Linked DNA regions of Homo sapiens: regions 1 and 2 are each linked to region 3. A link is a loop called in an ENCODE intact Hi-C map of the cell type or tissue named here. Cell type or tissue: PC-9. All regions are shown on one strand. Each heading gives the region's core, and the rest is flanking DNA. Links, peaks and the distances in the headings are about the cores only.

Region 1 (10,520 bases), core at 3,625-8,624, 100 kb after region 3:
TTAAAAGAGGGATAAAGCAAATAACCATGCAAATAAGTATACAATCCAACTGTCTTAAGTGCTGCAGAGTTAGGTAAGTAGTTAAATGGTTTCTCTGAGGAAGGGATTGATTGAAGACTAAAACTAATAAATAGGAATTAAGTAGGAAGAGGTTCTTGGAGAGGACATTCTAGGTGGGGGAAATAATGTGCACACTCTGTAGCGGGAGGGAGCATGGTGCATTGTGAATGGAACCCCGAAAACAAAGTGAAGCATTTGGGTGCAGTAAAGCTGTGCGGGTAAGTAGGGGCCAGGACATCAAGCACTTGTAGGCCACATTTAGGGTCTTTTTTGTCTTTGTCCCTAGAGCAATAGGAAAGCTTTAACAAGTTAGAGAGACAGTGAGTGAGCATTGCTTTTAGCAAAGGTGACTTTGGCTGTACTTGTAGACCATAGGTTAGAGGCATTAATAAAGGATAAAACATAATGATTGTGATTTATTATAACACAAATGGAAGAAATTAAAATTCATGAATCCAAAATGATGCTTGAGGATTGGGTAGGGTAGAGGAAAGCTCTGCTTTACAGAAAAATGCCAACTATTATAAATAGAAAGAATGATGGGGTGTCACCATTTTTGCAGTTCCCAATAGGATAACTGATCAGGGTGTCATTAACAGATGCTAAAATTGTTAGAGGAATGTTTTTGGGGAATAATATAGTCCTGTGGTGCCAAAATCCTGCTCTAAAGACTGTTTACTAATAAGAGAGGAAAAAATGTGACTTTACAGTGATAATATATCAGAGTCACCACTTTAATCAAGGGATTAGATTTAACTTCACAATTAGTGGTACAGCCTGGTATCACAGATTGTGTGATGTGATAGAATATGGAGTACCTAACCTTACAAAGGAAGTGTTTCTACAAAAGAAGAAAAAAGTCAAACCTGACCACAATCAAGCCTCTAAACAGAACTCTGCGTCTGTAGAGAATGTAAGAAATGGAGGATGAATTAAATTATACCATAAGGTGAGACATTCTATAAGAATCCTAGAGTGGATATTTCAGACAAGATTAAAGACATGCAACAGCCAACAACCAAACAAACAATTGTATTTTGGTTTTAGAAAGCTATCAAAGACCTTCTTAGTACAATTGGAGATATTAGAGGATTTTATGGTATTGTTAATTTTTATAGGTTTGATAGGAGATCATGTATGTTTACTGGTGAAATCTGACATATGCAACTTATTTCCAAACGATTTAAAAGCAATGATACATATAAGGTACAGATAAGATACATATGGAAACATGTTAAGAACTGTGGAATTTTGGAGGACAATATCTAAGTGTTCATTGTACTAATCTTTCAATTTTTTTGCATCTATGAAAATTTTTACAATAAAAAGTTGGAGAGAGAGAGTAGATGGCAGGCTGGGTAGTTACTTGCTTCACCCTATGCATCTGGCCGAAAACAGTTTCTGGTCCTTGGCTAACTACAGCTGTTGGGTAAATCTTTCACCAACTCAGAAAGTCACCCCAACATCTAAAATCCCAATCTGCGAAATTCTCCAGGTTCTGAATACATGCTGTGCTGACATCGGCAGCGTAAATGTGTGTTGTGTGGTCTGAGTCTCAGTTTGTGGATACCTCCAGCGGGAACCTGGGGCTTAAAGTTGAATAGTGTCTGTAGCAGAGAGAGTCTTTGTGCTTGATTTAAACTACACAGAATGGATGGCTGTGGAACACCAGTGAGGAGGCTATGCGGTAGACCTGATAGCAGAAAATGTGATAGCTTCATACCAGGATGCTAGGATGAGAGAGAGAAGCACAAGATATGAGAAATGAATAAATTTTAGGTGGTAAAAAATGACTGGACTTCATATTATATTGTTAATAGGGGAATAAGACAGAGAGGGATTTAATGCATGACTCGCTGGTTTTTTATTTGTATAAATGGAAGAATGTTGGTGTCAGACACAGAGGTCAGAAGTCTGAAAGTGGGCAAGTTTGGGAAGAAAGATCCAAGATTTGGTATTAGACATCATGGGTTTTGCAATCAAAATGGAAATGTGTCATTTGTATATATTGGGTAGTTAAACACAGCTTAAATGGAAAAACAGACCTTCAGAAAGTACTGTAGTACATTAATTTTGCACAAAGTAGCACTAATTTGATACACATCTCTAATTGCTCTCACTTAAAGCAGTTTCAAGACAAATAATAAACTCTTTTTAATTGCAACGTTGTAAAAAACACTTTTCTATGCTGTTTATTCTCTAGGAAACTATGCTATATAAAAATATTATATAAGCTATTCCTTTTCCAGAATTTGTTCAGATATCCACAAACTGAGACTCAGACCACACACATTTACGCTGCCGATGTCAGCACAGCATGTATTCAGAACCTGGAGAATTTCGCAGATTGGGGTTTTAGATGTTGGGGTGACTTTCTGAGTTGGTGAAAGATTTACCCAACAGCTGTAGTTAGCCAAGGACCAGAAACTCTGTTTTCGGCCAGATGCATAGGGTGAAGCAAGTAACTACCCAGCCTGCCATCTACTCTCTCTCTCCAACTTTTTATTGTAAAAAGAACATTCATTCTTTGTAGGAGTTAGAAAAAGCTAAAAACTTACTTTAGAGCTTACTTTGTGGGCTTACCATCTAGTCATTAGCTTAAAAATTACCAAAATATTTCTACCGCAAGTAATAGATACCCATTTTAGAAACATTGAAAATTTTTAATGAGTAAATAGAAAAAAAGGTCACTCAATTTAATGAGTAAATAGAAAAAAAGGTCACTACATCAATTGGCATTTGATGTAGATAGTTTGTACTCATTTTAAACTTAAAATCTGTTTGTGCCTTACATGTAGTGAATGAAATAATTACTTTTTGTACTATGTGTATTTTACTATAGTTCTTCAATGAGAGGTAACTAGATGGTTTATGTCACTTCACTTGAATGTGTATTTATATTCCAGGATGGCTCTGTCAGGAAGTTTTCTACTTATTTATAGTGATAACAATTCATACAAATTAAGCCTTTTATTTTTACCTCTAGGAGTTAGATATCATAATCATTCAGCCTCTATTAAATCTATAGTCACAGAAAAATGATATAAAACCATGAATCCTGCTACAACACTTTGGATGTGTTGTACTTTTACCCACTGTCACAAATAATTTAAAATAATTTCTAAGGAAACATCATGGCAGCCCCAGTTGGTGGTGCTTAGTGTTTAACTACAGCATGATGACTACAGAAGAGGTAACAATTTTAGTTCTTGCTAAAACTAAACAATATTACATGGATGCACATACACATAATACAATTCAGAAAATTATCACCAATTGCTTCTTTTTTTTTTTTGTCTTCTCAGAAATGGGCAGATGGATTATGTACTAAAAATATAAACCCTTAAGAATCAGGTTTATCCTGTAAAGAAGGTGGTGTCTCTGGGCATCACTTGGCTCTTTTGTAAATTGATTGTCACTTCATTTTTATCGTTATCAGTAAACCTTATTAGGTGCTGAAATCAGTGCTCGGGGTGCAGGGTCAGGTAAGGAAAGCATGTGCTGTGTATCAGGAGACCTGGCCACAAACTTGTCATATGTCTCTACATAAGTTATTATTGATGAAATCATTGTTTGGTGAGAGTTTGGATAGCCTGTATAGGGAACTAGCTAAGTAGTTGGGAAAAGGAACTGAAGCAGGACAAGGTAATAAAGTGCATCAAGATAGACCCCAGGCCCATTTGGTTAGCATCTCTGAAGGAGACAAGTTCAAATACCAAGCTCAAAGAGCTGGTAGAATGAGTGGAGCTGTATATTCAAAGTACCTAAGCAGTTGCTATGAATACCAGTGTGAGGTTCACTGTTTGCCTTTAAAGACCAGCAAGTGTGTAATGGTTGCAGTTAGGTCAGACTGTATGGATAGAGGTAGTACAGAGCCATTAGTGGAAGAATATTAAATTTGTTTGTTTTTAGAATTGGGGAAATATGATAACATGTGTCTGTAAAGCAGAGGTTGTCCCTGGAGAGGAGAAGGAAATATGCAAGAGAAATGGGGGGAATAAGTTATACTTGCTTATTGGAAAAATTAGGCTCTGAAAGGATGACCATGGATTCTTGGCTGCCTAATGAAACACGACAGCCAGAAAGGGCCTGTGGTAAGTGGTCAGGGCAGAATGCTCAATAGAATTGTGATTTTTGAGGTGATAAGAAGAGAAAACATTGTATTTAGAGAGGGACTATTAAGAGTTCTAACTTGGTTGAACTCTTGGTTGATTAATAACAAGTTAGGACAAGTCCAGGTAGGTGTTTATAGGTAGCCAAAGTGGATAAAAACTGGGAGGACGCTGACTTTGAGGCAGCGAAGGACTGTGCTTACAAGGCAGAAATGCTTAGTAACATGATGTCAAATCATCAGGGACGGTGGCCAAGGATGGATTACAGAGGTGCATAAAGTAGTTGCTAAAAACAACAAGTAGGTTTGGAAGAGTGCTCCTGGGCTTGATAGAATTTAGCAACCAGTAGGGGTAGAGGTTAGTACTAATATAAGTGGTGAAAAGACTTAAAAGAGAAGGGGAAGTTACGTCACACTATCAGAAGTAATCATATCCATTACAGGGGTTAAAACGAAATTGTCTCTAATGTTAAGACTATATATAGGCTTAATGTGTTAAAACATGGGCAAAAGTCATTCCATGCTTTTTCTGTGTACTAGAGGGACTGTAGGTATAGACACAGAAAAACCATTTAAAAGTGAAGCAACGGATGGTATAATCCTGTGTCCTGTTCTTTGCCAAATTGATTTTGGACTATCCCTCTGAATGCAAGAATGGTTCTTCTGCTGCCTTTGCCTCTTTTCACATCTACATAAAGTAGTGCTTACATTTGTTTGGAGTCAAAAAATAATAAATAAATGAACAAAATATATGGCATGTCAGATGATGATAAGTGCTACAAGAAAGACGCAGCTGAAAAGGAGGTGAGAGAGAATTAAATTAGGGTAGGTGAGCCCCATTGATAAGGTGGTGTTTATACAGAGACTTCATAGACATGAGAAAAGGAAGTGTATGTGTATCTGGGAAGTGAGCATTCCAGGGAAGGATGTGCACTGGCCCCAAGGCAGAACTGTGCTTGAGAACAGAAAAGAAGCCAAGAGGCGGCAGAGGAGGGAAAGTGAGGAGAGGGACTCGAAGCTGAGGTCAGAGGGAGTGGTGAAGTTTTTGATATCAAGCCCTGTGGGCCAATAAAGACCTTGCCTTTTGCTGTGAGTCATATGGAAAGCCACTGGAGGATAAGATCAGAAGAGTGGACTGCTGATCTAACTTTTCGAAAGAGTCCCTCTGGCTGCTGTGTGAAGAAAGGAATCATATCCAGGCTGCTCAGCCTGTGCCACTGAGCAGCCTGAAATTAGAAGGGGTGGGAAGGAGCAGTTAAAGTATGGATGTATTCTGAAGATTTAGCCAACACGGCTTGCTAATGGACTGGATTTTAAATAGAAGTTATTTATCATGGAGCGCAAAACTTAGAAAATGCTAAGGTCTAGCTTCTATGTTTATACTTGCTATGGCATAGACCCTGGACATGAACCCTGGGTTTGAAGACCCAGAACATGCATTTTAAGAGAAGATCTTCCAACCATCCAAGGAAGATTCTGCAAATTGAGGAACTGAGTAAACACAGCAAACAGTTGCCTAGGCTACCTGAGGGAATAGTTCACAGGTTAAAGTAGAAAGAATAGTTGCTTTGATCAAAATGTGGCATGAGAATAAATCCTGGCTTTTCCACTTACCTTTAAAATTTAAATTACCATATAGGTTAAATTCATTCACCTGTCCATCAAATCATTTATCCATTCCACTGACATTTAGTGGATACCTACCATGTTCCAAACACTTTGTAGGTACGCAGGAATAAAGCATGAACAAAACAGATGAAAATAATCTGTGAACTATTCTGAGAGATGTGGATAAAACATTAACAGTGGAGCCCTTTATGAAATCCACTATAACATTAAATTTTAAATTCCAGCTGGATTTAGCTTTATGGACTTCCAAATAAGAATAGCCTAATAAATTCTAGTTTAAAGGTGTAACATTGAACAGAATTTAGAAAATTCTTTTCTAATGTTGAAACAAAGGACTTTTGCAATAGTTGCATTAAAAAAAAAACATTGACTCACAAATGAATAGCTAGTGGAGGGCAGGATTTCTAGATAAGCAGGACAAACAATCTCCACTGTTTCTCACCAACTATGGAGCTAATGGGGACGGTGGCTTTAAGCCAACTACCACTTAAGGGGAAAAAAAAACTTACCATTCAACAAGTGAAATAGTTAGTGTGGAATGGATAGCATCTTTGAAATTTGATTTTCAGCAGTCTCCCCAAGTGACTGAATACATTTTTTCAAACTATTTACTTTTGTATCATGTCTTCTCATGGTCAAATTCAGGATGAATTTTATGACAGGATTTGGTCTAATGCTGCTGAATTGTCTCATAAATATCTTGACAAGTCATTTGAAACATGCTGGGCCTCTAAAGAGGCTGACTGACATGAAAGCACTAACTTGGAATCATCAGGGCTTAAGGGTAACTTATGGACCCTAAGGCAGAGCCCCAAATCAAGATCATAAAATTACAGACAGTGAGTTGAAATTGAGACCAGTCTAGATTGGTACCAGCTTCTTTGGGTTTCTTCGGTAGCAGGGTGGAGTCAGGTGGCTGGTGCCATGGAAGCATTTTGGATCTGGTACCTACTGGCTACAATTCATTGTTAGATTCAAGGATGTGTCCAGGCTTTGGGAAGCCCTTCTGGGGACTGGAAAGGGAGGGTCCAGTACCCAGAAGGGCTTCCCAAAGCCTGGGCACATATTCAGAGTCCAGCCAAGTGGGCTGAATTTCAGGACAATTTTCTGGGTCCATCCAAGGGAAGGAAGCACAGATTCAGATCGGAAGGTGTAGCAAGGGACAGGAAAGCCTGTTTTATAGTGAGCTCTGAGCTTTGGTCATTCATTACCAGGATTACCTGATAACATGGTATATTGCTGCCATCCAGTTTAAGGTACACACTGCCATATATATATATATATATATATATATATATAATTCTTTATATTTCTCTGGGCTTAACTGAACTTAGCTTAAGGCACATGAATTTATCATTCATACAATAATTATTTAGCATTTTTATATCTGGGCCTGGCTAGGATTAACAGGTATTGACAAAGAGGATTTGAGATTTCTGAAATCTTTATTTAGCATAACCTAAATCAACAACTAGGATTGATAGAAATTAAAAAGCACTGATTTATTTTAAAAGTGAAAATTTCTTTATATTTTGATGCAATATTTTAAAAATATGGTACAGATTTGATTCCTAGGTATTTACTAATAGTTCTGCATTTTGAACACCATTATCTATATTAGGCATATTGACCTTCATGATTTTTGTACAATTAATTTTTGCTTAATTTATTTTCTAATTTATAGAGACGTGAACAGTTGCCATAACCATGAACATTTACAGATCAATGGCTATTGGAGTTATTTAATTTATACATGGCTCAGAAGGTGGCAACCATTTCTTTCAAATGTTATATGGACAGTTCTAGAATGTATGCAGATATCCTGGGGAAATGGAGGGGTGGGTTTCTTTACAGAAAAGAATGACCTGAGATCAACCTAACAAAAGCTTGGTTGTGAAGAAATCTATCAGAACAAAATTGTACATATGAAAAGATATAATTCTTGCATGTGACTCCTCAACTGTATTTACCAGGATGACCCTGTGACCTTTCTTTTACTTTAGATTGATTGTTGATTTATTTCTTACTCATTTGTTCACACTTTTACTCTGTCCCCACCCTGTGCCATCCTTGAGCTCAATGCTTTCTCTTGCTCCACTTTGGCTTGGCACAGACCTTGATCTGATGCTTGAACTCAGCTTCACCTGCTATCCTGGATCACTGTTGTTGTTTTTCATTCCTCGGTGCTTCCCGAGTTCCCTAGCAGATAGCCTCCCCCTAGCTCAACAATACCACCACCACCACCAGCACCCCCGCCACCACCCCCCCCACCCACCCCACCACCCTTGACCCTCTCCATACACACTCTGGTAGACTGTTTTTCGGCGTCCTTACCTTGATAAGCTTAACAAAGACTAATAATAACAAATAACACACCACATTACTATTTACAAAGTGTTTACATATTCATTTTCCTGTTTGAGATAGTGGTTCCTGTTTCAAAATAGAAAAGGAAGAGTGAGATATGGGTTAAAGGAGGACTATGTTTTTCATAAATATTTACACATATTTACATATGTAAAAGTCCACATAAGTGTTTATAAATATGTTTCAGTGATAGGATGGAAGGTCAAATATATATGGACTCTTATGATATATACAAAGTTTTATTTGTTTATCAGAAAAATACTGCTCTGCAAATCTTCTAATTTGATAGCCATTTATCAATAAATTGTATTCATTATTGAGGAAATCATTACTTTGGTGATGTTTGTCATATCTGATTTAAAAGCAACCTCTTACTCTTGAGAAGCGAGAACAGGAGAGTGTTCATTCAGTATGAGTGAAGATGGAGACAGCAACCCAGAGCATTTATAGGAGAAAGGCTGGACATGTTTTAAACACTGGATAAATGCAAGGCACGGTTATATGCCAAGTCGCATTGGACTGGAAGAGATCGGGAGACCCAAGCCTTTGTCTACATGACTTGTCTGACTTATCTCACATCTTCCATTTCTACATTTAAAATAGGTGAACTAGATGTAGGACCCTGTTATTTCAAATATATGTGACAAGAGATATCTATGCCCCTTTCCTTTTGAAAATATTTCTGGTGTCTCTTGATATTTGAAAAATAAAATTTTACGAATTTAAGAGTCCAAAACTAAATTTCACTGTTATGAGAATTTTGCTTTTGCTTGTCACCATAATAACTTGTTATTTATTTTAATCTTATCTGGTTGGTCAAAACTTCAGGTCAGCTTTACGATATATTTGATATGGTCCATTTATACTTGGAACTGATCCATTGTAGGTAATAAACCAATTAAGGCAGAAAACTACCCTTAGACAAAGTTGGTATTTTTAAATGAGCTGGCATTTGAAATGATTATTTTGATGTTAATATTATATATATTTTATACATTATGCATTTAGAGATTATATTTATGAAACATTTCAATATAACATTGCATCCAAATTTGCATATAGTATACATAACCCAAATTATGGATTTTGATACATATTCTTTTAATCATACCAAAGTTGCATCTTTTCATTTACTCATTCCATCTTCAGTTGTTTATAACAATGTGAATGGTATGAAATTATGTGTTTATATAATAATTACTCCATATATCAATATCATCAGAACTGAGAAACTTATTAGCTTATCTTCTAGAAATGCCATTAATGCCTTGAGATTTTCTTCTCTCTACTTAATAGGGTTAAATAGATGCCTTCCATTTTAGAAAGGAACAGTCTTATTATTTCTTATTTCTGAGAAAGGACTAGATACTCCTTGAGATGTCTGTAATAAGGTAAAATTGTTAACTTTCAACATGCTGTTTTCCTAACTTTGTGTATGTATGGGACCCATGATCTTATCTAGCCTTTTGAAATGAATCACTGGAATTAAGAAATTTAAAAGAAAAAAAATACTGTGTAAAACTATGCTATGAAAGAAAAATTATTAAATATGCTCTTTTCATATAGTTTGCTAATTAAATACTGCAGCTGTTATGTGGAGGGAAAGTTGCAGATATGATGAGATATTGAGTTTGTCATTTCTGAAGAGTTACATTTGGCTAATCTGTCTTAACAAACTAGAATTTTCCATACTTTTATGAGGAGTATGCGTAGTAAGTATGATGTATATATCTTTGCATAGACATATGTACACAAACAAGATTTACTAAAATATTTTAAATTAAAAATGTAAATCTAAGACCTGCATCCTCAACCTTTAATTTCCAAAGAAATATAAATTTTGCTGATTATCAATCTCATTCACCTTTTCTTTGTAAATAAACCAGAAAACAGCATATTTAGAGAGTACATTCAACAGCATTACTATTTCATCACCTGTTTCAGTAATAAAGTGACAGAATGCACCTTTAAAATAATACTTTGGTTGTATCTTAAAAATTAAAATTGAGAGTAATGATAATTAAATTGTTAATCTGTCTGTTAACTTAGTCAACTATAAGAAAACTGATTTTTTAGAAAGGGGTAAAGTAATAAAAATAGTCTATTCATTAGATTCTCCCTTAATTTTAAAGGAAAAGTCTCTTATAATACATTTTGAGGCATATTTTCCTATTTTCTTCTGCACACTGCTATGCAGTGCTTAAGAGAAGGTAAGGACATCTTTTAGAGAAACTGAGTATTTCTAGTTCAGAGTTATTTGAATGCTGGTTACTTGGAGTGGAAGACTTGATCGTGGGCAGACTAGCAATTAAAGATCATGAAAGTCTACACTCCAGGAGGCGATAGACACTTG
Region 2 (10,520 bases), core at 3,629-8,628, 110 kb before region 3:
CCAGACCTCAAGTGATCCACCTGCCTCGATCTCCCAAAGTGCTGGGATTACAGACGTGAGCCACCGTGCCTGGCCTTACTATGCATCTTTCATACATGTAAATTTCTTATACATTAGGAGCTTACATGCTGAAATAAGTGATTGTGGAAACAAATAATATTTTTGAAAATATAAGTAAAAATTAATAATTACATATTTACATAATACTTTACCCAAAATAAAAGACTGAGACATGGTGGTAATGTTAAATCCTGGGTAGTTAAGCACTTCTAAGTGTCCATCAAATTAAAATGAGTGTCCAGAGCCCCATACTAATGGGTTTGGGCTGGTAGGTCTGTGCTGTCTCAGAGGGAACTTGTTGGAGAACAGATTGGCCCCTGCAAGCCAGCACTAAAGGTATCCCAGGGTTCCCAGCTATAAAATTACTTCCAAATCCACACTTTCTTTTCCATCCTCAAGACAAATGGGTGTATGTGCCTTAACCTTTCCTCCAGACACTGTGGATACTCTTATTGTGATTAGTTTTCTCCTTGCAAGCTGTCCACAGTGTTGAATTTACCCTGATTTAAACTTACAGACATGTTTGGGTAGGGGAGCATAGGCCATATGGGGAGCCATAGTACAGCTCAGGGTTTCTCAGGCATAACATTTTTGGAAATGATATGCATGACTCAAGATTTGGAAGGAAGATTGTAATGAGAGCAAAGCATTTGTTGAATGCTTATTAACTGCCAGACACTGTTATTGGCACTTTACATGTACTAAAGCATTTAATTAATGTACCATAGTTTAAAATAACAGTACCTATAAGATGAACACTGATATTATTTCCATTTTGCAGTAGAAGGAATTAAGCGCTAAAACAAATCACTTAACTTCATACACCTAGTAAGCAGTAGATTGGAAATTCAAGTCTTGGCAGTTTGGCCTCAGAGTACAGGCTTTTAAGTGCTATATTTTACTTTCTACAATGTGGTGCTCAATTCTCTCCAATGGTTTTTAGGAGACTACAATATGAAGCAGTATTGGAGGAAAGAAAAGGAAGATTGACCCCTAAAAACAAGACAAGAAATCAAGGAGCTAGAAGGTGTTACAGAGGAAGAGCTGGGAAGGAAACAACTATAAAATTTGCCAGCCCCTCTCTCAGTCCCGCCCACCAAACACACACTTTTTCTCTTTTTCTCTCTCTCTAATCATCCTGAGGCGGACTGGGAAGAAGAATAAGTAAGCAGAGAACATGCAAGAGACTAAAGAAACTATATTTATACTCAATGGAGAGTGAATTTCAAATACAAAGGATTCAAAGTCCATCGAGCCAAATCGAGAAAAAGATTTTCAAGAACAAAATCATGCACTCAGTTACCAGACAGGAAAAATTCATACCTACTGCTTTCAACCCTAGCAATTAGTCTTGAACCCAGTACAAACACAGCTTCCATGGTAAGCGAATGCAAAAACTGAAAAACGATTTAAAGCAATATGCAAAGTGTTCCTCATTAACTGTAATTACCTCGTATCTAAACACATTAATGTAATTTAGGAAAAGGGAGTTTTCACATGGAAATATATGCTAAACGTTCCCTAGTTTATTTAGTGTAAACTTTCAACATAAAAACAGAAAATTTAACTTTTTGCCCTGTTTTATGGTGAAGATGTTTGTCTTTTAATTATCAGTATGTCATTGGTCATTTCAACACTGAAAGGACAAGGTGCAAGCAAGATGAAAATGATAATGCACTGCCTCAAATGTATTTTAAAATAACTAGAGCTTTTCCTTTGCTCTGGATTTTTTTTTTAAAGACAGTCTTTTAATGCCATTAATAGTAGTTCAAGTACTTCTGGTGAGACTAAATATTGAGAATGATAGAGTGGAGTATTCTGAAGATATGATGTTAATATTGTGTTGAGCAGGGAACCCAGGAATGTCTGAATCACCTGCCAGACCAAAAACTCCTTCCTGGGACCTGGGAGACATACATGTATAAGAAAATGACTGGTAAAAGCAAGAATTAAAGCTTTTTATTATTAGCTAGTCTAATAATTGTCTAATGCAGAACTTCAATGAGTTAAGAAGGATAAAGCACAGGATTCCTTTTCTTTTTATTATAAACAGGCCCAAGTCACCAAAACCAAAGCATGTCAGATGCGATCTTTATCTACTTTAATTCTAAAGACCAAACCCAAGCCTCAGATCTTACCACTGCAACATAATAAGAGATCGATTCAAAGCGCAGCCATCAACACCAGAGAAGAAGAGGAGAGCGAGTGACCAAGAGATCATTTCCTAGACAAGGACAGCAACCCTGGGCTTGACTGCCATGTAGCAAAAGAATAAACATTCTCAAGATTAAAAAAAAGAAGGAGGAAGAGGAGGTGGTGGCCAGAGCTGGTGAGATTGGTCCTGGATTTCCTACCATTCTGGTGGAATAAAAGAAACAGGTGGCTGCTGAGTGGTGAGTGCTGTGAAGAAAATAAAGCAGGCCAAGTTGACAGAAAGTGAAAGCACAACAGTGGCTCTTTTAGATATTGGAGACAGAAAGGGTCTCTCTAAGGAAATGACATTTAGGTAGATACCTAAACTATATGAAGGAGTAACTCCACTAAAGATGTGGGAAGAATGTTCCAGCGAATGGGACTACCAAGTGTGGAGGCCTCAATACAGAACAAGCATAGATTGTTTTGTGATGAGCGGCAATTCCAGCGTGGGTGGAGAGGGCTGAGGAAGGGGAGAGCACTAGGAGATGAGCCTGGAGTGGAAGGCAGGGGCCAGATGAGGGAGGGCTCTGCAGTCCGTGCAAAGGAGTTTGGATTTTATTCTTACTATAATGGGAATAATGGGAAGCTATTGGGAGATTTTAAAGCAGGGTGCAAAATATGAATGTATTTGCTTTTAAAAGATCACTCTGATGGTTTTGCTGAGAACAGATTTCAGGAGAGCAAGAATAGAACTTGGGAGGCCAATTAGGAGAATGTTCTTGCATTCATTTAAGAGATGATGGGAACATGGATTAATGACTCACACTAGAGATGGGCTGTCCCCTTGAGAAACAAGCTTAGCAGAGTGTCAGAGACATCCTGTCAGCACCATTGTGAGGCTGTTCTGCTAGTCTTTGGCCACTATGTAGCCACATGGGAACAATGAGCCGATCAGTTCAGTCTCCCACGGCCTTTTATGAAGGCCTGTTTGATGTTGCCTCCAGAAGCTTCTGCTAGGGGTCAATACAGGATAAGAATATTCTTCAATAGTAACACTATACAGTGTCTCCAATTGTTACCTTCCATTCTGTTTTCCATCTGGATTTATGTTCTGCTCTACTTCTGCCCAGTTCACCAGAAAGAGTTATACAATGAATACAGATTACCACATAGCCCAAGAAACTCAATGCCAAGATAAATGCCTGATGTTTCCTGCCACCCTACAAAATTTACAACACAATCCCCCTCATTATCAAACTTACACAGATAAAGTCTCTGCAATGGGATGCAACCTTACCCAACTTTTCCCCAAAATAAATTCAATTTCCAAGAAAATGAATCTTCTCTCCTTTGATCCACTGATAAATGAAGGCCTGCAATATTAACATCTTTACATCAAGGCCATCTCCCTGCCATTTGCTCCCATTCTTTCACTGGAACATGTGTAGCAACTTCAGCAAACTACAAAACTGGCCATTCTAACTGTAAGTTTGTTATATTTTTCACATTCCCAAAATTCCACAGAATTGAAAGCACACATGAGAACCTTACTAATCTAACCCCATATCCATTCACATTGAAAAATAAATTATTCAAGTGTCACTGCATTTATGCAGTAGAAACCTTTTCAAGAATAAGTGCCTGAAACCCACAGATATCGTACAACAGCCGCTCATCAAACTCAGAATAAAATAACTCCAGGCCATGGTCTCCAGGGACCCACAGGACCTCACCCTACCTACCTCTCCTACCCATCCTCTCTCACGGCCTTTCATTTGGCATGTGCAGCCACGCACCAACTCCTCCTAGTTTGCCCAGAACTTTCCTGCTTTTAGCATTTAAAATCCTGTGTCCTGGCAACCTTCTCAGTCCCAGGTAAACTGAATAGCTGGTCATCCTATCATGGGTGTTCATGCAGGCTGGTTTCTCTGCATGGAACATTCTTCTCCAAGGTGCTTCTATGGCTTATTCCTTCTCATCATTCAGTTCTCTATTCAAATAACTCTTTTCAGAAGGGCCATCCCTAACCACCTGTAGTAGTATTTATCAGTCGGTATCTAACAAAGTATGTTTTCCTTTTCCATTTAGTTACTTGTATGTCTCCTCCTCTAGCATGTAAACTACATGAAGTGCCAGTGCTATATCTTCTCTATTGTATCTCTGCCTCTAAGACCTGTGTTTAACACATGGTAGCCTCTCCAAAAATATCTGTTGAGTGAATGAATCATTTTTTATTCTAGTCTAGTTGTTATGTCATAAACCACAGGCATCACAATCATCAATATCAACACAAACAACAATTGTGTTCATTCATTCTTTCAGCAATTTAGGCTGGGTGCAGTGGCTCATGCCTGTAATCTCAGCACTTTGGGAGGCTGAAGTGGGCAGATTGCCTGAGCTCAGAAGTTCGAGACCAGCCTGGGCAATATAGGGAGACCCCATCTCTGTGAAAATAAAAATACACAAATTAACCAGGCATGGTGGTGCATGCCTGTAGTCCCAGCTACTCTGGAGGCTGAAGTGGGAGCATCACTAGAGCCTACGAGGTCAAGGCTGCAGTGAGCTATGATTGCATCAAGGCACTCCAGCCTGGGTGACAGAGTGAGACCCTGTCTCAGAATGAAATAAAATAAAATAAATAATAAAATATAATACAATTCAACAGCTTAAAATTTAAGAGCTAGTAAAATTTTGTAAAATCTGGCAAGCTAGCAACTAGGGGAAGCCACAGGATTCAGTCTGTCCATGAAAACTGTACTTGCTGAAAATGTTGCTTCCTTCATGCCCCTTTTGGAACTGATAGGACTCGCTTTCCCCCATTCTAACATGAGTCATTTCTTCAGATCTTGGGGATGCCACCTTCTGCAAATATTGTCTGTGGACCCATACATGGCAGAAGGGTAGCCATGTTCCTGAAACCTTATCCCAAGCATACACAGTACCAGATGCCTAGAACAAGTTCTGGCAGCTTCTTCAAATTCCAGGTTCTTTTCTGTTATTTCTAATTCTAAGGTTTTCCAAAATAGAATTGCCTCCCTGACCCACAGATTTGTTCATCCCAAATTACCACACCATACCACTTAGAAACACTCCCTCCTTAGCTCCCCAACGTTCCTTTATAGGTTTTTGGCACTGGAGCCACTAGTAAAAGGCCTTATACACCAGAAGGACAGCAGATGACTTTGCAGCTCCCAAAGAATATCAGGCATGATGGGGTGGGATGCAGATAGGCCCTTTTTAACTTTAAGTTCCTTTTTTAGGTTGCCAGGTACAAGACTTGATAACTTAAAAGTCCCTCCCAGCAATGGACAAGTGACCTCATTTAAAAATCTGATTGGAATAAACTTCACCCAGGCCAGACTCTCCTTAGCTTTAAAGATTAACAAAAGGTGCAGAGATTGTAGTGTCTACATCCCTGCACCTCCAGAGAGTTCTCTGGTAACTCTGCCAGGAAGGTAGGTGGGCCCCTTGAGCATAAGTGAATTGGAACAGCCTGTTTTAAAACAGGCACCAGAACCTGGCTACAGAATGTTTACTGTGCAGTCTCCTGGAGTGACTAAGTGGGCAGGCATCTCCAGGAGCCCAGCCAGGAGAGCCCTGCTTTGGAGAGACACGTCCCCACCTCCCACATGCTCCCAACCACCACCCTCTCTGCCTTCCTGCCACTGGGTGTGCAATGACACAGGAGACAGAGTGAGTCTATCTGAGGTGCTATAAAATCCATCAGTGCATATGAAGAAGAAAAGCTAAAACCGTGGGGACCACAATTTATTTCCAAATTTTATGTCCTTCAAAATCATGTTGCACATTCCTGGTTAGAGGCAGCAGATTGTGATGTTGGTTTGCTGCTTGTGGAAAAATGCTGAGGCCCATCAATATCATGGGAAATCCTTTAAGAGACTGCAAAGATTCTGTTTTTTGGAGAGTGGGCCTTTTCTACCTGGCAAAACTCTGGAATTTCAAAGGTAGAACTCAGCCCTCTTCTCTGTTTTCGCTCTCAACAGACCTCAATCCTCTTCAACTTCGGGGGCTTTGGTCTGGGCTCTAAGAAATGAAACATATTCCCCAATGGGTTTTCTTTCTTTTTTAATAAAAATATCAAAGGCATACTTATCGGTGGCTGAGGAGGGAAAGCTGTGGCAAAGGCTATTTTTTAACTGGAACATGCCCCGTGTTGTGCCTCACTCATCCAGGGGCGCTGGAAGATTGATGGTTGGACATGTGGAGGGAACTGCCACTGATTGAAATCAGACAACTGCAAGCTGTGCAGGAGAGCCAGGGGAACCCATTTTAACCACAGCCCTCCAGTCTTAGCACATTTGGACAGGGCTCAGAGGAGCTGGGCAACACTAGGAGGCCAAGGGCAGAAGGAGGGGCCGGGAAAGGCTGAAGGATGTACACTTCTCTGTGTCTCTAACTCATCTGCGCCTTTTAAAAAAAGCACCGGGCAAGACAGAACACTCCTTGCCAATGATCAGCCATGGGCCTTGGGATTTGAAATGAAAAATAATCAGTCCGCTTGCACAAGCAGAGAAAAGAGATAAAAATGATAAAGCCTGCTGTTTCACTGACCAAAACCCCTGATGCTACTGTCCCTGAATTTTGGGCAGGATTCTTTTATTTGCTTTTCAACAGGCAGGGGCCAGGGAGGAAGCCATGGGAAATTGTCAGTGTGTTACTTAGTACCCATCACCAGGATTGTAGCCAGAGTTCAGTGTTGTTAACAATTGTGCAGCTATGCACTTGAACTGAGACATTTTTATTTCATTAGGGGTGTCGGTTTACAGCCATTAGCTAAGCAGATTGGCCAGGACCAAAAGGCTTTTTTTTTTTTTTTTTAAATGTGTTATCGCCAGATCTCTCTTCTATTATTCAGGTCTTTAAAAAAGAGAGAAAGGGAGGGAGGGCGGCTGTAAGGACAATTATGTTTTGTGACTTGTCTCTATCCTCTGGCCCGAACAGTCTAAAGTAGGTTTTATTAGAAATCATTATTTAGATTCCAGCCCAGGAGCATTATCGATCGCCTGTGTATAATGGTTCCCAGATCACAGAAAGTAGCAGAGAGGGTCTCTGCTGGGCCGACATAATGTCAGTGACAATTCATTTTTTGCCAGTTAGGATGCTGGTTTAATATCCTGAAAAAGGCACTTAACACCACCCTTTCATAACATCTGTCAGGGCCCGTCCAGTGGCTTGTTTCTCACACTGTGGGCTCCCAGGCAGTTTAGGGCCTTTCTCTGAAACATGCTTCTCTCAGAGGCCTCCGAATTCCTCAGACATTCAACCAGCCCCAGCCCCGGGGCCCAACACTCGCAGACCAGCTGTTACAACTTTCCAGGACGCTCCTAAATTTTCTAAATGTGTGCCATATAAAAATAAAATTGAGGACGGTGAGTGTTCAGGAGCCCTGTGTGTGAAGAATATAACTCATCCGGCGGCTTGGGCCCATTATTTCCACATTCTTCCGCAGCTCTCAGTTTCACCTCGGGCCTCAGAGCAGTTCAGCGGGAAGCTCAAGGCCTGAGATTTGGGTCAAGTGATCATTTTTTTTTTTTTTTTTTTTACTTTTTCTGCCTTAGTTTTCTTTTAAAGTCCCCCTTTTATTTGGAAACTTTTTTTTAAATACAAAAATATTGAAAGAAAAGTAGAAGGTACTCTACACCTGAATTTAACACTTGTTCAAATTTTGTCTCTGCTGTAGTTTGTTCTCTCAGGCACACTCACATACACACTCAACACACTCACACGTTCTCATCCATGTTCACACACAGGGTCATGCTCACACACTCACACATTACCACACACACTCACACGCTCACACTTGCGTGCAAAATCACATTCACATATTCTTCTTACACATACTCTTGAACTCTCTCTCACACAAACAGACATACCCATACAGTTTTTTCTGGACCATTTAAAAATAAGTGGCAGACATCCTGACACTTTATCACTAAGTACCATACAACATACAGCATTTCCTAAGAACCATACAATAATAATCACACCTAAGAAAATTAGCAATAATTTTGTGATATAATCTATGATTTCTTTCATATTCATATATCCCCACTTGAGCCCAATAGGTTTTTATAGTTATTTTTCCCCTAATCCGCAATCTAGTCAAGATGCATTAATTGCATTTGGTTGGTCTTTGTGGGTTGTGCTTTTTTGCATGTGTTTTTTTTAATGTTGCCTTTTTAAAAACTCCAGGTTAGTTGTCTTATAGAATGTTCCTTCATTTTATTTTTGTAAGCTCTGTAAATGAAATATCACATACAGTAAAGTACTCAAATATTAAGGGAACTGTTCCAAGATTTCCTTTAATGAAGTAAAATAGACTTGTGTAACTTCTACCTAGACTGGGACATGGAATATTACCTGTATCCATAAGCATCACTCAAGCCTCCTCCCAGCCATTGCTGTCAGCAAAAAATAACACTATTCTGACTTTTATCGTATAGTAGACACTTAGGAAATATTAGTTGAATGAATATATTATCAAAGTTTTCGTTATCTCCTGATGTGAATTTGGGCAAATTATACCACTTTAATGACCTGTCTTGTCTTATAAAATGAAATGTTAATGGACACTTTTTAAAAATCACTTCCTATTAAAAATAACTATATATTCTATGACAGTTATAGTAAATATTAGCTATTATTAACATCAGTTTTATGTTTGAAAGACTGTTTCTTTGCATGTTTCTATTTTGCAGTTCTCTTTACTCACTGTTTCATTTAGCATTAGTATTGAATCATAAGTTATCTCTGATAAAAGTAATAAACATATTTGTCTGAAAATATATTCACTATACTATTTTAAACACATGCATTTTTATATCCTTAAAAACAAGATATTTATTATAAAATGGGTACAGAATAAATTTCGTATTAAATCACAGTAGTGATCCTACTGCTTCAATATAAACTGCAGATCCCTGTTTTCTGCAAGTGTTTCAAATACATTGTAATGTGTGGCTATTATGTGAGTTATGGAAACATCTACTGCTTCTCAGTAGTATTTAACTTCTAAGTTTGTTTGGATAGTTTGAATACTTTTTATCGTTTTATGCTTTATTTCTCTTCTCTTGCTCATATAATAAATTACTAAATGGACTAAATCATTATGTAATTACCAAAAAATTGTTAGGCAGAACAATTGAAAACAGGTTCTTCGTGATAAGCAATGAAAGAACACATCGTACAGCCACAGACTTCATCTGAAGTCATCTCTCTGATGATTTATTTTTGCCAAGAAGTAAAGAATTACTTGTGTCTTTCAAAAGCAATATTCTACATTCATTTTAGTTGTTGAATCTCTGTGTTCATAACATATAGGAAGACATAAAAGGACATTTTATGCTAAAATTTTAATATTAGAGATAACATGACTGTTATATATCCATTTTCTATTTATACTGCATATATAATGAATTTCTATCTGATTGATTTTGACTACAGAGGGATGGTAGTTATCTCTGTATTGTGGCTCTTTAATACTCTGACAAATATTATTAGTGTTCTGACTCTGAATATAATTGTATTTTGGAAGCCAGCTTGTAACGCAGAGAAAAATTCACAGTTGGCTTAGATTGACTCAGTCTTTGTTTGAATGCCACAAATTATAGTATCTAAGATTTGGACAAGAGGCATCATTTTGATGGACAAAAATGACAGGGTTCAAATAAAATTGGGCAGATATTAGGATTTGATGTCACATTTTTAGAGAGAGAGTTATGAAATATGTAAAGCCCTAAGAAAGTAGGGCTTACCATCTCATTTATGGAATGTCTAATCAACCAATTAGGGAGTTTAACCAATTTCCAACTTAAACCCAGTGGCACATGCCTGTAGTCCCAGCTACTCTAGAGGCTGAGGCAGGGGGAATCACATAGGTCAAGCCTGCAGTGAGCTGTGATTGTACCACTGCACTCCAGCCTGGGCAACAGAGCAAGACCCTGTCTCAAAAAGAAAAAAAAAAATCAATGTTTCACAAACACACTCTGCTTTTCTTCATGTATTCTTTTCATCTGGAGCATGACTTTTCTAAATGCCAACCATAGAAATCCTCCATAATCCCATGGAAATTTATCTCAAACACTCCTTCTCTCTTAGATATTTTCAGACTCTTTTTTTCAGACATAATTTCCCTCTTCTTTAAACCTGTATAGCAGTTTCTAACTCTCTCATTACAGAAATCAAATTATGCCATATAGCACAATAGCTTGTTTATTGTCTTATTTTTACATTGAATGGAAGCTCAGGTAGTGGGTCTCACACTTAGGACCCATAACAATTGCTAGTAAGAGGTTAAACTACGC
Region 3 (10,520 bases), core at 2,790-7,789:
TTTCCATTTTCTCTTTTGAACTTATAAACTGCTTTGGAGATTATATTATGAAGCTAAAATTGCTTATCACAGATCTCAAATTATAGGACACAAGCAGACCACTTCATCTCTGCTAATGTGTAATAGTACAAAACAAAACATGGAATTGTAGAATACAAAAGAGAGACAATAAGCTTAGAGGTATAGCAAATTGCCCAAAGGGCTACATGAGTTGGCAGTCTCTCAAAACAAATGAAATACCAGAGAAGGTTTCTCATCACACTAAATGTTTGCTGCCGTATTGGCATAGGGTTATAAACTGGAGTATTTAGACATCCTTCACTTAAGCAACTATTTTATTTTTCTTAAAGAAGGACCAGCAAGAAGGTCCTCACCAGATGCTGGCCCTTGATTTTGTATTTCTCAGCCCTTGTAATAAATAAATTACTTTATAAATTACCGAGTTTCAAGTATACTTTTATAAGCAACAGAAAATGGACTAAGACAGGTGGAGAGGATGGGGAGTATGTTCAGCTTGAGATGCTACCTTGACCCTTTGGTAAAGATAACCAGGATTCTGGGAAGGACATTCATGTTCTTAAGTCACCTATTTAGAGGTGAAAGAAGAGATTATAGGATGAATCAAAGGAGAGAGCATTGTGAAGAAAGAGAAAAGAACCTGCATCTAGGTCCATTTTTGAGTGTCATTAAGAAAAAAGAGGATAAGGGCATTGGCTCATGCCTGTAATCCCAGCACTTTGGGAGGCCAAGATGGGAGGATTGATTGAGAGCAGCAGTTTGAGACCAGCCTGGGCAGCATAGTGGAACCCTGCCTCAGCAAAAAAAAAAAAAAGAAAAAAACAAAAAAACAGGTGTGGTGGCATGTGCCTGTAATCCCAGCTACTCAGGAGGCTGAGTCCAAGTTAGGAACACTGATAAATTGCAACGATCTACTTGTACTGAATATTTCTGAATAAGGATATTATAATATCAATGAAAAGTATAATGAAAGCTTTTCAATGTGTCTTCTTTCCACCACATTTAATAGTACACTTGGAAACAATTTCTTCAATGGTTTTCTATTTTAAGCATATATTCTCAGCAGCCCCAACACACCTTAAAATGACTTTTCCTGTTCACCTGATTCCTTTATTCCACCACTTTCTCAAAAAAACTGATCAGCCAGTTAACAGAAGACTGCTGTCAATAATACCAAATGCTTCCTGGACATAAAAGAGGCTGAAGATTCAGGAATGACTAATAGGAGACCATTGATGATAGCTTAAAGACAGCAGTCTCAGTAAAGGAATAGGAGCAGAAGTAATATTTCTAGGATTAAGAAGAGTCACAAAGTGGATGCACTGAGGGCTGGTCACTTTTTTTGAGAAAGTGGAATAAAGGAATCAGGTGACTATATGCTAATGAATTCAAAGGAACAAGAAAGTAATATTGTTCATATTTTGACTATTATTAATATTTTAAAATGTTCATTCAAAGTACTTGGGAGATTGATTAGTATGCCAAGAAAAATATTGTGTGAAGTGAAAATAGAAAAAGAAATTACATGTAAGTTGTTAGAATATGAAAATAGCATATGTTGGTAGGAATTCAAAGTGAGGCAAAAATATAATGCAACCGAAGAAAATAAATTCGGACTCATTCTAATATGTTAATGAGACCACACCTGGAACAATGCATTCAATGTGGGATACCTCTAACAAAAATGAACATCTAGGAAATTGGAAATAGTTCAGAGACAAGCAATAAGAATGATTATGGGTTTGTAAAGACTGAACTGCCACAAGATTAAAAGGCCTTCTATTTGTTTAACGTGGCTAACATGACTTAAAAGTGAGCATGATATCTGTTTATAAACATCTGAGGGCTGAGTGTAAGCATGGAAGAAGGAGTAGAGTTGCCTAATATGCTACTAAAATGATTCAACTGGAGAGAATTTTCAAGAGAAAATCTAAAAGTAAATATAATGAAGCTGTCTCCCAGAAAATGTGCATTTCCTTTCTTTCAGAGGCCCTGCCAAGAATGAGGAAATTTAGCAGGTCCCCTGAAGATTTGATTTCTTCACTTTCACAAACTAGTAGAAACCTTTTTAAGCTTGATCTGTCTGCACAAAATTACTCAGAAAGTGTGTTTATTTATAGATTTTAGAAAACCGGCAGCATAGGACTCTAGATTCTTGGGCAATCATATTTTATCTTCATTTATTCCTGTGGTCTGTCATCAGCAGAGAGGTAGATTAAAAGACTGTTCAACCTTGTTCACATTAAGGTTGGTCTTTAAAACTCCATACTTCCAAAGCTCAAATAGTTTGGCTTAGAATTTACTAAGAAACAACTGAATTATTGTATTTTTGAAAAATTGTGTATATTTCCAGCTAGAGTTCATAGATATACCAAAAGTTGCTCAAGAGATTTACTTTGGGATTATTTCTACAAGCATCCAGTTCTCTGCATTCTTTTTCAATAAATGTAGTGTCTTATAGCATTTTTTAGCCTAAAATCTGTTCTTACTAAAGTGAGGGCCTGGTTTTTCCCTTAAGGTTGCTTTTAAATGAAATTAAAACAAAAATTATGTTTTGGATTATGAGCTCCTAGAGCGCTTTGTTTAATTTGACTTATACAAAATCTAATGCCAAGACAGTGCCATGCACGTTTGAAAAATAAACAAATAGTAAATGGTAACTGCAGAGGCATCCCATTCCAGAGGAGTTGGTTAAGGGAATTGCTAATAAGTGAATCTTATATTTCCACTGATTTACCCTATAAAGTCTTATATTTTTTATCTCCCCACTCCTCCCAAAACACATCCCTTTTCAGACTGAGTTGAACATGTACAAATATTCTGAGAGCCTGACTCATGTCATGCAGGGCCCACTGGTGTTTTTGAATCACTTCAAGAATCTGGCAGCAGGTCTCTGACTTCAATTTCCCCCATGTGTCTTTCTAGGCCCTTTGCGTTTCTCCCACTGTTCTACTTTCCCTCTCTTCTTCATTGTCTGTACTGTATTGCACTACTGGGCTAATAGATGCTAGGGAAGGGTAATGAGTAACCGGTACAATATTTCAGGAAAGTGATTTGCTTTTTAATTGTGCATTTATGAATTGTTTGCATTTTACCACAAATAAGATAGTAAGTAAAACAATAAATAATACATGAATTTTAAAAAGACGCCTCAACTTCAGAGACTTCAAGTATATTTTAGACAAGAAAAGCAATAATTAAATAAGCACAGAATTTAAAAAGTAATACCTCAAAGTAAATTGGACACAACATTTTGTTCCGGTTATGAAAAGGGGAGGCTTGAAAATATCTCTTGGTGAGCCTGAGGGACATATGGAATGTAATTCTTTAAACCAATGTTTCTCAAACTGTATGTGAGATAATTTTAGGTGGTACATGAGAAATAACTTTTATTTCTACAATATAGGTTCCTTTGCAAGATCATCTTCTATTCATGGCGGGTTTTATTAGTTTTCCATTTATGGTGACTATAAAAAATGTCCTTTATCAGATAAACTTATTTAATAAAAATAGATTATTTAAAGATACATATTAAGTCAATAATATAGGCGATATGGCTATAATTATAAAAGTGATATTCAATGTAAATGCTGGAAATAAGGCCTCATTTAAGCAAACAATACATTTTTGCCTTTATAACCCTAAAATTCTGTTTCCTATGTTAAACTTATTTCAAATGTGTACTGAAAATTGACGTTTTATCTGACACCTAGTGGTGTCCATGTTAATATATGTATATTTAAGACAACTATTAGAAGGTAGTAATATGAAGTCAAATAACTAATATATTATCCTGGATTTTAAAAATAATTTCTGTACATGTATTCTTATCTAGATGTACAAAAAACTATGCAGGAGCAAAGTGACCTTGAAAGCAAGGTCAGTGTAACTGAAAAATCTGACTTTAGAAGGGTACAAAGAAACATGCTAAGAAAACCCACCCTATATTTATGTTAACAATATGCTAAAGTATGAATTTTTATTTTATTCAAATCATACATCTCCCACCTTTATTTGTAGGTGAAACTAGCACATAATGTTTTATGCCAAAATGAAATTCAAAATGTTGTTGCCTTTTGAGGACAGTATTAAATTCATCATTGTACTTAATCCTTACATGATATTTGCTATAGCCACAGAACATTCTTAGACACTATGATTCACAAAACATTTAAATTGCATATTTGGCTTGTAATATATTACATATTTAAAAGAATTACTATTTTTCTGAATACCATTAATACTAATAATAGCATCACAGTGACTAAGAGTGGACTTAAATAAAGGCTGGCTTGAAACTCAGGTCTGCCATTTATTAGCAAGCTTCTAAAAATTCTGAGCCCTTAGTTTTCTCACATGTGAAATGGAGAAAATAAATCTGCAAAATTAATTAAATCTGTCCATTCATATTTTTCTCTCCAGTGTATATTAACTGGCATTCCTCGTTAGGCCAGAATGTGCTCTCAACCATGCTCCAAATCCGCTTTGTGCCAACCCCACTGCCAGAACCCTTTCTACCTTGAGAACCAGAAAAGGAAACATTATGCCTGGCAATGCCTACACCCTCCAAAATAAATCTGCAGGAAAGAACACCCAGTAAGTGATGAGAGCAGCAACGACTGCCTTTATCATTTTAAATTTACAACACCACCTTTTCTAGAGCCTCTTAAGCATTGTAGATAATTCCCCACTCATTAAAAAATAAATTGTAACCATAAGTATTCAGGGTTGATACTGCTTTTGAATTAGACAGTGCTCATATCAGTTGCATAAGACCAACCTAAAGTAGAGGATGAAATCTTTTTTCTGAACCTTTTTCAGAACGTAACTTAGTGAATATATTAAAACTAAACTTTCTTTGAATGGGAGTAATTTCTACGGATTAATCTGTAATCTCTTAGACCACACCTAAGGTAATGTAGAGGTTGTTGTATCATAGGCTTTGTGATTAGAGACCACTGGATTTGTCTTTGGAAAAGTCACTCATGATTCTTTGGGCTTTGGTTTCCTCATCTTTTATACCGGCTTAATAATGACCACCGTAGAGTTGTCATGGAAGTTAAATGAACTCATGTACCATAAGTGACCAATACAATGATTGACACTCAGTGATTTATCAATAAATTAAAACATTTATTATCAATATGACAGAGAAGGTGCCGCTAAAATAGACAATAGGTTTTTGGAAGAGGTGATTAAATGGATGCAAAATTTATGGATTGTTTATTCCGTCTACCTTTGCTGTGTCCCCTGGTTGTGGCATACACACGTGTGGGTATAAAATCGTAAATCCTATGTAGTCGCGTAGTGCATGCGCAGAAGGCTTAGACACGAAATGTCATTTCAGCAATGTGCCTAGAGAAGCTCTGACGCCGCCTTGGAAGTAAGTCGTTGCTGCCTGACCTTTGGGCGTCTGGGACGGATGCCTATACCTGCACCCAGCAGCACTGGAAGGGGCCCAGGCCCTTCGCAGCACAGCCTATCCCCAGACCGCTTAGTCCTTCATAACATATATCTCCACGGAAAAGGGTATTTCCTCCCGTCAGAAAAAGCGCCCCAGTCTGGTCTGGGTTGGTTTTTATTTCACGTTGTTGCAAGTAGGCGAAGTCCCTTCTGTCTCCTCCCTTGGGGTAAGTGGAAAGGAGTCCGGCAGGGGGCCCGCAGTGGCCTGCACAGGGGAACTGGGTAGCGAGAGAGTTCCAGGCAATTCCGGGGGCTGCCCCACAGAAGCAGGTGGGGATCGACAGTGGCTCTCCGGCCCAGGGAGGAGAGCGCGGTCGCGGGTCCCTCCCCTCAGCCTGGAGGCTGCAGCCGCTCGAGTCGGCCCGGGTGGGGGCGGGGTGGGGGCGGCGCGGAGGGCACGGAGATTACGGCGGCGCCACCCGGGACATCCAGGGCCCCGAGGCCCTGGGCGGTCCCCACGCGAGATCGCAAACCATGACAATAGGCAGTCACCCGAGGTCAAATAAAAACGGAGTGGGTCCCCCGCGCGCCGCCGCCCCCCGCGTCCCTGGCGGCCTCCCCCGAGGCCCCCGGCGGCCTCACGAGCCCGCAGTAGCCGGTGGCGACGTCGCCCCCGCCCCACCTCCCTGCGCAAGTGCGAGGCTGCCGGCAGCGCGGCGCACGCTCCGGCCGTTCCCGGCTTCCGCGCAAAACTTCCATCCTGTCCACGTGAAGTTGTCGCTGCCTTAGAGAGGGGGAAAGAGCTGCGGGAAAAGCCGGGGAGTGACGACTGCGGCGGCTGGGCGCGCTCTCTCATTTTCTTTTCTTCTCCTTTCCCCCCTGTCGCAGTCCGGAGTTTTGGCTCCTCTCCTTTCCTCCTCCCCCTCGGAGCCGGCTTCTCCCTCCGCCCCGCTTCTCCCCCGCTTGTGTACGCTATTTGTTGTGGGGTGGCCGAAGGGGATGTCCTGTTTTCACCAGAGGCACAGCGCGAAGGGGAAACTTCGACACTGGAAGGAACGAGAATAAATACTTAATTACGGACGCACTGAACCGCGGCTGGGACAGACACTTCGGGAACCCGAGGCGGACCGGGCGACGAGGTGAGTGACCCCTTCTTCCAACCCCCGCCCCAGGGCTCCCGGGGGAGCCTGAGTTGAGAGAACCCCCAAACTTTCCGGGAAAGTGCGCGAGGCTCCGCCGGGGACGCCGAGCGCTGGGTACTGAGGACGCGCAGCTGGACGGTGCGTGGGCGCCTGCGTCCCCGGGGGGCGCTTGGAGGCCGGGTGCCCCACGCCTGAGGGCCCGGGCCGCTCGGACCGCAGCGGTGCTCTCTGCCCTAGAAGACGTCCCCAAGCCCCAAGGGTCCCTTCCGAGCCTGCCTGTCCCTTCCGGGGTCGGCGCGGAGCCTGCGCGTAACGGAGTTCATCCAGCAGTCCAGCGCGCGGCTTCTACCTGCACCCCGCCTCCACCTGGCAGAGGCGCGAGCATCGGGGTCTCCCCCACATCTTTCTTATGACGTGTATTACTTTCTGATGACCCCCTAGATGGTCCAGGCGCGAGGATGCTGACCCAGAGTCCTTCGGAGGGTCACAGGCGCCTGGGCTTTCCCGGTGCCGGGTGCGTGTGTACTTTAAAGGCTCGCGTTCTAATCTCCAGGCACTGATCGGGCTTTTCAACTGCGGCGATCCCACTTTAATAGTTTTTATGTGGCGTGGACTGAATGTCTCCTGCAGTTTGCCAGGGTCGGTGAAATTAGAGGCGCCTTGTCAGAGCAGTCGCGTTCATTGGCTCGAGTAGCGGGTGCCATGGAAGGCTTATAACTTCTCCAAAGGAAGGGACCTGGCTGGGTAGAGCAGGTTTTTCTCTCCTTCCAAGCCTGCTGGGTCTGGGGAGGCAGTGGAACTTGAAATGGCTCGGATTTTTAGCGTGGTGAAGCGAGGTTTGGAAGTAGACGTGTGTGTGCTTGTTTTATTCTGCGCCGCACAGCAACCCGAACTTTCGTTTGGTAGCACTTGAAAGAGTTTTCTCCCTTTGTTTGCGAGATTCTGAACAGCTCGGAGCGATTAGGGAATTTGCGGACCGAGTCCGGTGGCAGAGCTGGGGCGAAAGCAGAGAGCGCAATTTAATTTTTGTCATCTCTTCCCTGCTTGGGAGGATAGTGTTTCCCTTCACCACCACCCCTCTTTCTCCTTCCTATGAAGACAACGGATTTGCGCCTGGGGTGAGAGTGTGTGCGGGAGAGTGGTGTGGAGACTGTCCTCTCTCACCGCGTCTCCTGCGCCTCTCCCCGCCATCCCGAGCGGGCCTAGAGAGTCATTCATGAATCTTAACCTGAGGGCAGGGGAGGAAGGTGCAGGTCCCTCTGCCCTTTCTGCCAAGGTGCAGAATAGCGCCCGGGCGTGTGTTTTGGTTCCAGAGCAGTTCCACGTGGAGCAACTTCGTGTGTGTGTGTGTGTGTGTGTGTGTGTGTTGTGTACTTGATCTGTGAGGAGGTAACAGGACTCTGGTGTTCAAACCCAGTGGGCCGTTGGCCATTAGTTTGCTTTCCTGGCTGTCATTACAGACACTTCCAAAATCTGATACCTAAGAGAACCAACAGGTTAGGTTTCACATTAAGGGCTCATACTTAACAGTTTTCTTTCTCCCTTACCCCTTTTGGCTTGGCACCCTGGGATCAACGTAATTGTTGGAGCGAAATACACCTCCTGGAATATGGCATTTTGTTCCTCTTCTCATCTGTGGCCACTTTGTGAACCCTCGGGTGTTTGTCAGTTTCAGTGCGGGCTCCTGCGGGATTTAGGTGGGAGTCTTAGGAGCGTTTAACAACCGCGGGCTCCCCATCAGCAGCTTCTGAAGTTTCACTTACACGTAGGTGACTGACAGGATTGAAAGTTGACGATGGTTTTTTTGTTTGTTGCGTTGTTTTTGTTTTTAAAACCTTAGGGAAGGGATTGTACTTGAATTCCTTTCCCGGGTACGGTTTGGTTTTAAGCAGAATCAGTGCCTTTTTTTTTTTTTTTGTCTTTTAAAATATTATTGGCAAGCTTAAACCTGAAGAACCAAAAACTAGAGGGGGTGGGGAGAGAATCCCCCCAAAAAATATTTGATACGTGATACGGAGCGTTTTAGGAGACTGCATTCAAAGACATTTGTGTATTTTTAAAAATAACATTATCCCAAGAAACAAAAAGCAGTAGTAACAAGAGACAGATTGTTTTGTGTGGAGCAAGACTGCCAGAATCTGATTTTTATGGCAACAATATCGAAAGCAGACATAACTACACCCACATTTATTGTTATAAACCGTAAAAATAGTTTGTTCCACCTGATTAAAAGTTGTAAGTCATTCAAAGTTAAACCCGTATTTAGGAATGACTGTACAAGAATGTTAAAACCTTTGACAGCTACAGCTTTGAAAGCAACATAATTAGATTTGTTGAAAATGTCTCCTTTCTCTGATTATTAGTGATATGTACTTGTCTTTCATAATAAGTAAAGGTCTACAATCAATATGGTTTTCAAAAGCCTGTTTTCCTTTGTAAATTTCCTGAAAATAGTATGTTTCAATATTTAAAGACCATTGTAACTACCGGTTGGTTCACAATTATAACTAAAATAAGATTTACTCAGTTGTTTTCTTTTTATTAGTATTTGTTGAATATTTGAAATTGAATTTCTCATTTCCAAAATAAAACGTCTCACATATATGTATGTACTCACAATTAACACTTCTTTTAAGTAGTAGGCTTAAGTTTTAAAATTTTTAAAATCTTAAGATTTGTATAAAAAGGAGTGATTGTATAAAAAGGAATAATAATTATTAATTGTTAAGAAAAATAGATGCTGAATTTCAGAGGGTTTCTAGAAGCTGGAGAAAAAAATTGCATAGAAGTTTCTTTTTTGACGGGTGACTGGCAGATGAGTTACTTGTCATTTTGCTATAATTTATTTTTTTCTTTTAATAAGGCTCTTTGGGTTAAAAAAAAAAAAGGAAAAACAAGTACTCCATTTCTAAGAGTTTCCTTTTTATTTATGTTGTACTTTGGGGTGTAAATAAATTTTACATAGCCACGGGAAATAGAGTATCCAATTTCATGTTTTCAGTCTCTGTTGCAAGCTCTAAATGACTGATGTCGTGTCTAAAAATATATTTATATGGCTTGATATTTCATTTTAACATTTTATGCACTGGAATTAGATTTTTTAGGATTTTTAGAAAGATAGAATGACAGAAAGACGATGACTATTGTTATAAAAAGTTAGAATGTTAGGAAGTTCACATTCTAACTTTCAAATAATCAAACTTATTTTGCCCCACAAAAACTCACAGTTTTTATACAGATTTCAAGAAGAGGGGTGATAATCTTTTTCACTACTTAGTTAAGTGTTAAGTAATTTAAGAATGCAAGTATGTATTATGCTTTCTCATTATCATTTTTTTCTGTTAGGTAAATGCAAGAACACTGGACATTCTGTAAAAACAGGCCCCTCTTTATAAGGAGTTTATTCACCATAGTTCTGTATTGCAGCTGCTGATCATATTTCATGGAGCTGTTAAAGCACTTAAAACCTAAAATTAGGTACTGTCTGGTTGTAAATATTTCAGATCACTTATTTAAGAAATAAATAGAAAAGTGTGCTATCAAAAGTAGGAGACGTTTTGAATCCTCTCATTGAAGAGCTGAACAAACCTCTATCAAAACACCTTCTTCTTTTTTCAGTGAGAATATAATCTTGACAGTTTCTTTTTCTAAATGGATATTATTCTTACATGTACTAAATGCTAAACTCTTATAACGTGCCTCCCTGTAGAGTATCTTAAACTAATTATATTCAGAAATACAGTTGGGGGATTTTATTACAATGGTTACTAGGTGAAGGAAATCAACACCAGGGGAATGGGGTGGCATTGCAGTGTACCTGCTTCTCTCATGAATTTTTCCTGCTAAACTAAGAAATGACATGCTGTTTCAGGCATTTGCCCTGGAGATGGGTGAGATGCAATATGTGTAATGCTGCATCTTATAGTTAGATGTGTTTTAATGAAGGGGACACTGCAT

Evidence for each region. Hi-C counts contacts between places; a loop is a spot of excess contacts. Peaks named below come from ENCODE experiments on the same cell type or tissue, not always from the same donor. Only the 100,000 strongest peaks of a DNase experiment are listed, where the experiment ranks them.
Region 1: it touches region 3 in a loop (16-fold over the local background); 3 of 110 quality-filtered maps call a loop at or near these places.
Region 2: it touches region 3 in a loop (3-fold over the local background); 8 of 110 quality-filtered maps call a loop at or near these places.

The regions. Positions count from the first base shown.
Region 1 is chr6:133,335,507-133,346,026 of GRCh38, forward strand. The region is part of intron 2 of EYA4 (EYA transcriptional coactivator and phosphatase 4); the gene reads left to right. Among named protein-coding and RNA genes, the nearest start is that of EYA4, 99 kb to the left of the region's middle. In PC-9, for the core only: no CTCF peak of the experiment used is centred there; a DNase peak (open chromatin) is centred at 6,265; H3K27ac peaks cover 532 bases.
Region 2 is chr6:133,125,307-133,135,826 of GRCh38, forward strand. No RefSeq gene overlaps it. Among named protein-coding and RNA genes, the nearest start is that of LINC00326, 42 kb to the left of the region's middle. In PC-9, for the core only: a CTCF peak has its summit at 5,892; a DNase peak (open chromatin) is centred at 5,775.
Region 3 is chr6:133,235,190-133,245,709 of GRCh38, forward strand. It overlaps EYA4 (EYA transcriptional coactivator and phosphatase 4), which reads left to right and starts at 6,168. Exons shown (of 20, transcript NM_004100.5): 1 at 6,168-6,560. LOC124901231 (serine/arginine repetitive matrix protein 1-like) reads right to left here. Exons shown (of 3, transcript XM_047419612.1): 2 at 7,030-7,222; 3 at 5,131-6,467. The coding sequence ends at 5,597. RefSeq lists enhancers at 6,511-7,405, 7,406-8,298. In PC-9, for the core only: a CTCF peak has its summit at 5,687 (motif pointing right); no DNase peak of the experiment used is centred there; H3K4me3 peaks cover 3,126 bases; H3K27ac peaks cover 500 bases; H3K27me3 peaks cover 2,421 bases.